Linked DNA regions of Mus musculus: region 2 is linked to region 1. A link is a contact called in ENCODE POLR2A ChIA-PET data. All regions are on one chromosome and are shown on one strand. The core of a region is the stretch at or near the end of the contact, and the rest is flanking DNA. Distances in the headings are between cores, read along the strand shown.

The links. ChIA-PET counts read pairs that join two places held with the same protein, here RNA polymerase II (POLR2A).
Region 2: POLR2A ChIA-PET joins it to region 1 with 37 read pairs in embryonic stem cell. The contact joins the enhancer-like site here to the promoter of Vcl in region 1. POLR2A ChIA-PET finds 5 or more read pairs at or near these places in 4 of 5 experiments (Patski and embryonic stem cell).

Annotation. Positions count from the first base shown.
Region 1 is chr14:20,927,063-20,931,616 of GRCm38, reverse strand. Vcl (vinculin) reads right to left here and starts at 2,219. Exons shown (of 21, transcript NM_009502.5): 1 at 1,929-2,219. The coding sequence starts at 2,096.
Region 2 is chr14:20,843,935-20,848,379 of GRCm38, reverse strand. No RefSeq gene overlaps it. Among named protein-coding and RNA genes, the nearest start is that of Plau, 9.5 kb to the right of the region's middle. Within about 2 kb of position 2,904, at least 1 of the 3 ENCODE cell types and tissues checked has a DNase peak (open chromatin) inside an H3K27ac peak, as active enhancers do.

The DNA.
Region 1 (4,554 bases), core at 970-3,469:
TATTTTTTTTCCATCTTATATCTGCCCTTGTTTCTTTTGTATGTCTCCTAACTATGACCATCATAACCACCTATGGAGCTACTTTAAAAAACAGAAAACCTTTACTCCTGGAGATCCTTCAGTAAGTCTGGGATGGGAACTGGAAACAGTCCTATCTACAAAGCCCCATTGGTGATTCTCATGCACACCCTGAGGGCCACTAATTCATTCCAATGCTCTTTATACAGCACACATTCAGTGCTTACTAATTCATGGCCTGGGAGCTCATAAATGACTTCTCTCTAAATAGCCTAACCAGATATCAACCAAGCCCTTGACTACACCAGCTGTGTTCCAAGTGCAACATGTGGGTTTAAGATTTCCTATCCTCAAGTGCTACATGGAGGGACACCATTACCTTGTCTCTTTACATTGTTTCCCATTTGTTGAAAAACCAGAGGCCTGGAATGCAGCCATGTCAGACAACACTACATAAGAATGTACTCTGGGGTCTAAGATTAAAATTAGCTACAAAGAGAACAAGAACAAGATAGACAGTCTGAATGAGTACACTGCTCCTACTCAATAGTTTCTTACTTAATCAGTACAGAAGAACAGAAATTTCAGTCCCTAGTTCCGCCCTCCCTTCTCTCCCTCCCTCCTCTCCCCTCCCCCTCCCCCTCCTACTTGCTGCCACAGGTCTCCTAAAATGCCTGAGACAGTCCCAGGCCCCTGAAGACCCAGGAAGTCATTTCATGCGTTAAAGTCCTATAATCCGATAAATAACACAAGCCCCACCCGACAGACAGTTACCTATCAACTACCCTGACACACCATTTACACAGCTTGGTTCGGAAAGCAGTATGAACTTTTTCCTGAGTTGTTCTTCACAGGGAACAGCAGTCTGAGTCACACCCAGCCTGGAGCAAGTGTGACATTAGCCAGGGTACAGTTACGAGACTAGTCTCTCTATCTCTTTTCCCATTTCAGAAGTGGGCTACAAAGATCGATAAATAGCTAGGGGCAGGCAGAAAAGTGTGGACTGGCAAAGAACGCCCTAGCCTTCCCCTCAGGCAGGGGCTGCAGATCCCAGATTCCACAGGCCTCTCACAGCAGCTCCATCTTGCTTCCTGCCAGAAGGAGGGGCAGAGGAGGAGGCCCCCCAAATCTGGAAAGGCCCCAGTGAAAGAAAGCCATTTGACAGCAGTAAAGATGGATAGACAGCTTCATGGAAGGAATAAAATGACGGCCATGGGGTCAGGCAGAGGGCAAGCAGGGCTCCTGGTTATGAATTACTGTCTAAAGGTGCTAAGAGTCCCCGGAGGTGTGAGCAAAATGCCCCGAAGGAAAGGAGGCGGCGACAGAGAGAGGAAGAAGCCAAGCAGTTGGGTAGAAGCGACAGACACCAGGATCCCAGGGGAGGGTTGGGCAGGTGGGTCTCAGGGGACAGAAGTATTAGAAAGGCGAGCAGCCCGGTGCAAATAAGAATCCTTGGAAGTTAGGGCAGGGAGACCATAAGAGAAACCACCCACAGGTTGGAGAGGAGAGGCCTAAAAAGGAGCTAAGAGCAAGGTACTCAACGCAAGTGACGCGAGCCTGCCCAGGGGAGGGACCGTGAGACAACCTAACGACCATTTCTTGGGCGCCTACTACGGGCACACACACCCTAGGCACTTCACAACTAAAAGCTCGCTGACTCTTCACAGCACAGCCCCAAGGCAGGATTTCTCACACAAGTGTCCCATTTTATAGATGAGGAAACTGAGGTCCCCGACAGGCTCAGTGGCTTGCTCAAGGTCACAGCCCAGAGAAATCGGCATTCGAAACCACGGCACCTGCCCTGGAGTCCACCCGACGCTCCAAGCGCCTGCGAATGCAAGCAGCGAGGCGGACCGGGACCCTGGGGACTTCTCCCGCCCGCGCTCCCGTCCCAGGCCCGGCGCGCTCACCCGGACGAGGTTGCTGACGGCCGCCTGCACGGCGGCTACGGGCGCGGTGAGGTCAGGAATGGCTTTGCCGTCCACCTCGCCCTCCTCGTGCATAATCACCAGGTGCGAGATCTGCTGCGCCACCGGCTCCAGGATGCTCTCGATCGTACGCGTGTGAAACACCGGCATCGCGGCGGCTAGCGGGGCGGCGTACCGCGGGCAACAGAAAACTGGGATCCGTAGGGCCGGGAGCCGGCGGCGAGTGACTGACTCGGAGCGGCGACTAGAGTCCGGGCTTCCCTCGGCGTAACTAGCCCCACAGGCGCCCCGCCCTCTCACGTCGCCGCGCCCAATGGTAACGCAACTCAGAGCCGGACTGTGGCTCCTATTGGTCTTACTTCGATAAGCTCCGCCCCCAAGGCAGAGCCGCTAAGGTCCCGCCCCGCCCCCATTCCCAAGGGAGGGGCCTGGGATTGGGGCTGCGCCGCAGGGATTGCGACCGGATTCCCGAACCCTCTCGCGGGGCGCTCCTTATAAGGGCATAGTGGGAGCGGAGCGAGCGACTGCACTGGACTGGCCCCGCCCCCAGGAGCCGCCTCCCGCCTCAGAGTGGCGGAGCTCCGCCCCTCCGCAGGATCACCTCAGTAGGGCGGGATATCCTCACCTCAGGCAGCGCCAGAGAGAGGGGACCTCGGCTTCCCCCGGTCTCCCCGCAGGGTGCTCCCCTTTACCGTCACCGGACGCAGTCAGAACACTGTTCCGTCACCTCCCAGTAATTCACGAGGAAGTAAAAAGATCCAGACAACAAAAACACACCGAGAAACATGAGTACCCATTGATTTGTACTATCTGCCCTCGGATAGTCACAGTTAAGTTTGGTGTGGCACTTTCTAGACCTCCGTGTACACGTTCACTTGCAAATACGTGTTTTCTAAATAAATAGGAACGTTTCCGTAGAACTAGAGACTTAATGAAATTTACCTGCTAATCTTTCGCTTTTGGTGAGTAGAAGTCTGTCTGCCACCTTCTGTTTTAGCGACTGGTATCCCATTTTTGCAAATCTACTTAGGTCTGGTTCCGTTGCTAAAATGTTTGCCTAGAATGTAAGAAGCCCTAGGTTTGATTCCCAGCACTACGCAAAATCAGCCTTGATAGAGTGGGCCCGTATACCAGCAGCACTAGGGAAGTGGATCAGGGGTTCAAGGTCATACTCCACTACAAAGAAAGTTTGAGGCCATCCTGGAGGGGTAGTCCTTTTGTGGTTGTGATGAGCATCTATTTGTAGTTACAACAGCACTCCAGAGGCAGGGTTAGGAGGATCATTTGAGGAAGGAGTTCCAAGCCAGTCTGAGCAACATGACAAGACCCCCATCTCAAAAAAAAAAAAAAAGTGAAATGAAAATTCAAAAGTGGATACTTTTTAACAAGTCTGTAAGTAGGGCCAAATTGCCCAATCCCCTCACCACATTTAAGACATCTGCATGTTTTCCTAACCTCAAGTTCTCTTGCCCAAGCTTCCTCATTCTGAGAGGAAACACATTCATTAATGCCTTCAAATGAAAGATCCTCAAGTCAAAGAAAAATGTTTCTCAGGATGTCACATTTTGCAGAAGGCCAAGCCACATGTTGTCTTACCCAGCTCTAAAGTTCTGTGTGTCTAGCAGTACATACCCCCGTTTCTGCTCTGTGGTTACCAAGTCTTGAACTTTCTCTTGAGGTGGGGATGAGCTCAGTTGGTAAAGAGCACTCGCCTACCATGCACAAAGCTTTAGTACTTGCCTACCATACACAAAGCTTTAGGTCAGCCTCTAGCATCACAAAACAAGGACATGGTGTTCATACACACCTATAATTTTGTCTGTCACCCAGGAGTTGGAGGCAAGAGGATTAGAAGAAGTTCAAGGTCCTCCTCGGCTACCTAGCAAGTTTGATGACAGCCTGGGCTGCTTGAGACACTGACTCAAAAACAAAACAAACAAAACCACCTTAATAAATAACCATGAATGCAGAGGCTCTGCCTCCAACTGAAACAAAGCTGTACAGGAGGGAGCTCATTTCTGTCTGCCTTTGATAAGAGCTTCCTGGGCCATTCAACGTCAGACTTCTTTCTCTGGAGTCTCTCAGTTCATCATTGTGTTTTGCTTATTACTTAATGACCTATCTCCTGGACAGAGGGATTTTGGGGTTAACTACAAACCTTCCCAGAACTTGGGAACCCCTCCACTCCACTAACTTGTAATTCTTCTCTTAGTTGCTAGGAAGAAAGAATCCAAGGCAGGTATTTCCCATAGGCCTCCTTCCTTAAGCCCATAGCAAACGAGTGATCTTCAAAAATAATTTACCCTCATTGACTCCATCCTTAAACATGCTGTGGCATTGCTACCGTTTTGGAATGGCTATCACCGTGCTTCATCCCTAGACACTGGAGGAAATATACCCTGAGGTTAGACCAAGGTAGGAAAGATGGCAATGATGACTGGGCCAAAGCAGGGAAATGGAGACTCAGCAGGGCCAAAAGAACAGGAGAACCAGCAGCTGAAAACCTATCCAAGACTCATGACCGAAGGCTCAAATGAATTATTTTTCTACATAACAGACTAGGAGACAATATTTGAAGGCAACAAGCACCAGCATGAAGTGCTTCTGA
Region 2 (4,445 bases), core at 1,655-4,154, 84 kb after region 1:
CATTAGGAGAATTCACATTCAGGTTCTTCTGCTGTTTTAGTGAGCAGTGGAGGGAAGAGCATGGGAGGCTGTGCCATCCAGCAGACTAGAGCTGACTGAGAGCAGCTTGGCCTCAGCTAATGGTGGGGTGCAGATGGAGAGAAGCCAGGCATGGTGGCACATGCCTGTAATTCCAGCCCTTGGGAGGCAGAAACAGGAGACTGTTCAGCTGTACAGTGAATTCAGGACTAGCCTAGACTACATAAGACCCTGTTCAAAACAAAGGAATGGAAGACTTCAAGAGCTATTGGGCCAATCCCTAGGATTTTGTAATAGATAAGATTAGGAGATAGGAGAAGAGAGCTGACGGCAAGATTTCTGGCTTGCATAATTGTGTGGCTTTATTTTCTTCTTTATGTGGACTGTTGTGCCAGAGACCAATGGAAGAAGTCTCCATTGGAACTGAAAACAACAAAAGCTGGATTTGAGGTGGCTCTGTATGCCGATCAACCAGGGTGCCAAGTAGACAACAGAAAACGAGGGACTGCCTTTTGGAAGTCTGGCAAGGACTGTGAGTCATCTGTTGGTGGTGATTTTAGCCTGAGCATGAGTAAGATGTCTTTAGAGAAAGTTTAGGTTAGAAACAAGAAAGGATAGTTTAATACCTGGCTTTGGGGAGCCAAATATTCAAAATCAAGTAGAGATGGTTAAATGAAAAGGAACCCCCCTCCCAAGCCAGAGATGCTAACAATGACTGACTACTATGAGATTATTTTACTTGTATAGTTCTTTTTACAACCGAATAGGAACTCTGAGTTAATAAAAATTAAAAGCCAGCAGAATGGCTCAGTGGGTAAAGGGCCTTCTTGCCAAGACTTGAGTTCAGTCCCTGGTATCCACATTGGGAGAGAAGAGAACTGACTGTCATGAGTTGTCTTATGACTCCCCATGAATTCTGTGACAAGCACAAGCATGCATGTGCAAGGAGGAGGAGGGGCAGGAGGAAGAGAATACACTGGAAAGGTAGGTAGCCCCCACTTAGGAGACACTTTTGCAAGGGACCCAGGTTTGGTTTCCAAACAGCTCACAGCCATCTGTTTCCGTTTCAGAGCTGACACTCTCTTCCAGGCTCCATGGATACATCATGCACATGTTAGGAACACTTACATGCATGTAGGCAAAAGATTCACACATGTATTTCACATGTGTACAATAAAAGTATATATATATATATGAATGAAAGACCCAGTACTTGGGAGGCAGGAGCAGAAGGATCCCGAATTGAAAGCCGACCTAAGCTACAATGTGAGTTCCTAGTCAGCCTCAACCACATAGCCAGACTATGTCTCAAAAAGGAACGGAACCTGGTGGAGAAGAAGGAAGGAGGAGAAGAGAAGAAAAGAAGGAAGGAGGGAGGGAAGAAGGGAGGAAAGAGATATCTGCTGGATCTCAGTGTGACTGCAAGATCACAAAGGACCCTAAACCATCTTCTCTTCCAATTCGTTGTTTAAAACTAAGCAACACTGACACATGCTACAGGATGGGTGAAACTTGATAGCATGGTGCTCACAGAAAGAGGCAAGGCTGTGTTTTCTATAGTTCTGTGAAGTGGCCGGGATTGGCAAACCCACAGGGACAGAAAGTAGGTAAGAGGCTACCTAGGGCTGTGGACCTAGGAAGGGAAAAGAAAGCAGTTGACTCATTGGTTCGGGTTTTCTCTGTGAAGTGATGAAAATGCACTAAATTGGTTGTTATGTTGCCCAACTCTGTAAATATGCTAAGAACCACCAAGTTGTGTGCTTTAAATGGATGAATTGTAGAGGGTGTGAACTGCATCTCAGCAGAGCTAGTCACTCAAACACTCCTCAGCAGCTTCACGCCATGTCTGTTGAAGGGAGAGCTCAGATGTTTCCTGCTAGGAAGGAAAGTGCACTCAATGGGAATGAGTGTGCAGGGGTGTGGCTGCTGTAGGGTGCTGGCTTGGGAAAGACACGGCTGTATGGAAATCAAGTTGAGTTCTGATCATTGAATTGGCCACGGAAGATTTCAAAAGGAAGGATTCTGGTGAAAACGGAAACCACCTCGGTGAAACTAGATTTCGGCAAAAATGGCTGAGGTTGCTTTATCAGGGTGAAGTTGTTCTTTTAGCCGGTGACTGGGTGTGCTCTCCTTACATTTGGCTCACAGACTCTGGAGCCAGCTGCCTGCCGGGAGTTCGAGCCTGACTCTGCACTTGCAGTTATATTTGCTCCCCGCAGGATCGGCAGGGTCTCTGTGCCTCTGCTTTTAATACTGTAAAATAGGGCTACAAATAGTTCCGTACGTTCTTCGCAGAATGAGGGAAAGGATTAAATCAGGATCGAGAGCCCTAAAACAGTTGTTGGGGAGGTAGTTAGAGCTTCAGGGTGAGACAGCTGAGGGTAGAGGTGGCTCTGAGAAAGAATCTGCAGACTGTTAGCAGCCTCATTGCTCAACCGGCCAGTGGGGCTCTTACTTCCTGTTTGCAGTGTCTGGGAGTCCTGATGCTGCTGGAGCTACTCAAGTTTGAACAAGATCTTCCTTGGCCCCTAGGGAAGAAATGAAGCTGACTAGCAGCTCAGCCAGGGCTGGGTCCCTAAATTCTAATCATGTCCTTTCTTTCCCAGGAAATCTCTGCTCCCACAAACACTCGTACAATTCTGGGGTGGGAGACAGGAAGGGATTCTATTAAACCCTGAGAGCTTTCTCGCAGCCTCTCTCTCTTTATGGTGGAGGAAACATGGGCAGGACGCACCGAGGCTAATGCTCTTTTCCAAGCCACATAGCTAATGTTAAAAGCCAGGGTTCTATCTAGTTCAGGCCACCTGATTGCAAAACCCATACTGAAACACAGCTGCACTGTGTGGGGGAAAAAGTGCTAGGTCATGGGATAGAAGCTCAGGGATTCACAGAAACCCCAGGAGACTCCGTATGCTCAAACTCCACTCAGAAAACTGGCTGTTCATGCAGAGAACTCATGATGATCATCAGGTCTTGAATTTTCTGGGCCCTTCACGGATTCTGACTGATTGCGCTGCCGCCTGAGGTTCTCAGTCAGTGGTGCATGTCAAAAACACCCAGTGAGCCTTTCCCTAGAGTCACAAGCATTAGCATTTAGCCCTGACCTGAATCATAATCTAACAGGTGGGGCGTAGGTGTGTAGATAATTTTTAAAGTTTCTCAGGTGACTGTTAAGAAACACTGCCAAAACTCATAAACGTGACTTGGAAATTCCAATATTTTAGCATCTAATTATATCTTCCGGCCTGCCTTCTGTGTATGCCTCAGTTCTTTAGAACCTGATGTTTGATTCAAATTATGTGGTTACCCCATTAGGATATCATCCACCTTTAATTTTGAGTTCCTTGCTCTTACAGATAGCAATGAGTGACATCAATACCCAAGAGAATGCAGTACAAGCCAGACATGCAGAAATTATATTTTGTGTCCCCTGGATGTCACATATGTAGGGTGGTGTTGGGGATCAGCGGTTTTCACTGCTGCAATGTTCTTGACTGAGGTCAGCCCAAGGATTTGTGGGGAGAAGAGCAAAGAGAATGTGGTACAGCTAAGCCTCAAGAAACTCACTATGAGTGGGGTCTAGTATAACAGGCCTGGGTCTCAGCGCTACTATTCAGGAGACTGGAGCAGAAGAATCACAAATTTAAAGTCTGCCTGAGCTACGGAGTGAGTTGAAGGGCTGCCTTGTAATTTAGTAAGACCTTATCTCAAAATTAAAAAATAAAAGAAAAAGGTGAATGTAGCCTAAAATATAGGATTCTGTTCTCAGTACCAAAATTAATCAAAAAAAAAAAGTTGTATACAGCTATAAAAGAAACACACTGCCTTGAATTTCTGGTCTCAGGAGGCAGGGATAGCCTAGTCTACATATTGAGTTCCAAGACATCTGGGGCTATATAGTGAGTCCCCCTCTAGAAAATTAATTAATTAATTAATTAATAATAAACGAGGTACTCTGCCCAATAGCACCAGGCTGAGGAAGCACCTGTGAGCTGCAGCTCAACCCGAACACCGCTTACCAAGCCGCAGGTCTGTGGCCTGTTTTGTAACTTAGGTGCTATGAAGGCCGACCCTGGAACTCTCCTTCTGTACCTTCCCAAGGCCACATTAAGTGCAGATAAGCTCCATTAGCACAGCGGAAATTTAGCATCAGCCTACACACAGATGATGGAAAAGTATGTTTGCTTTCTGGAATCCCAGATTCACAATGGTTTAGTTTTATTGGTTTTGTTGTTATTATTATTTTATTGTTATTTTGAGACAAGGTTTCTATGTGTAGCTCCTGGCTGTCCTGAACTCACTCTGTAGACAAGTCAGGCCTCGAACCTCTGCCTCTGCTGAGATTAAAGGCATACCACTACCACCCCACTTTTTGTTTTATTTTGTCTGTTTTAAGACTAAAGCTTTGTAGCAAAATTGGCTTCAAA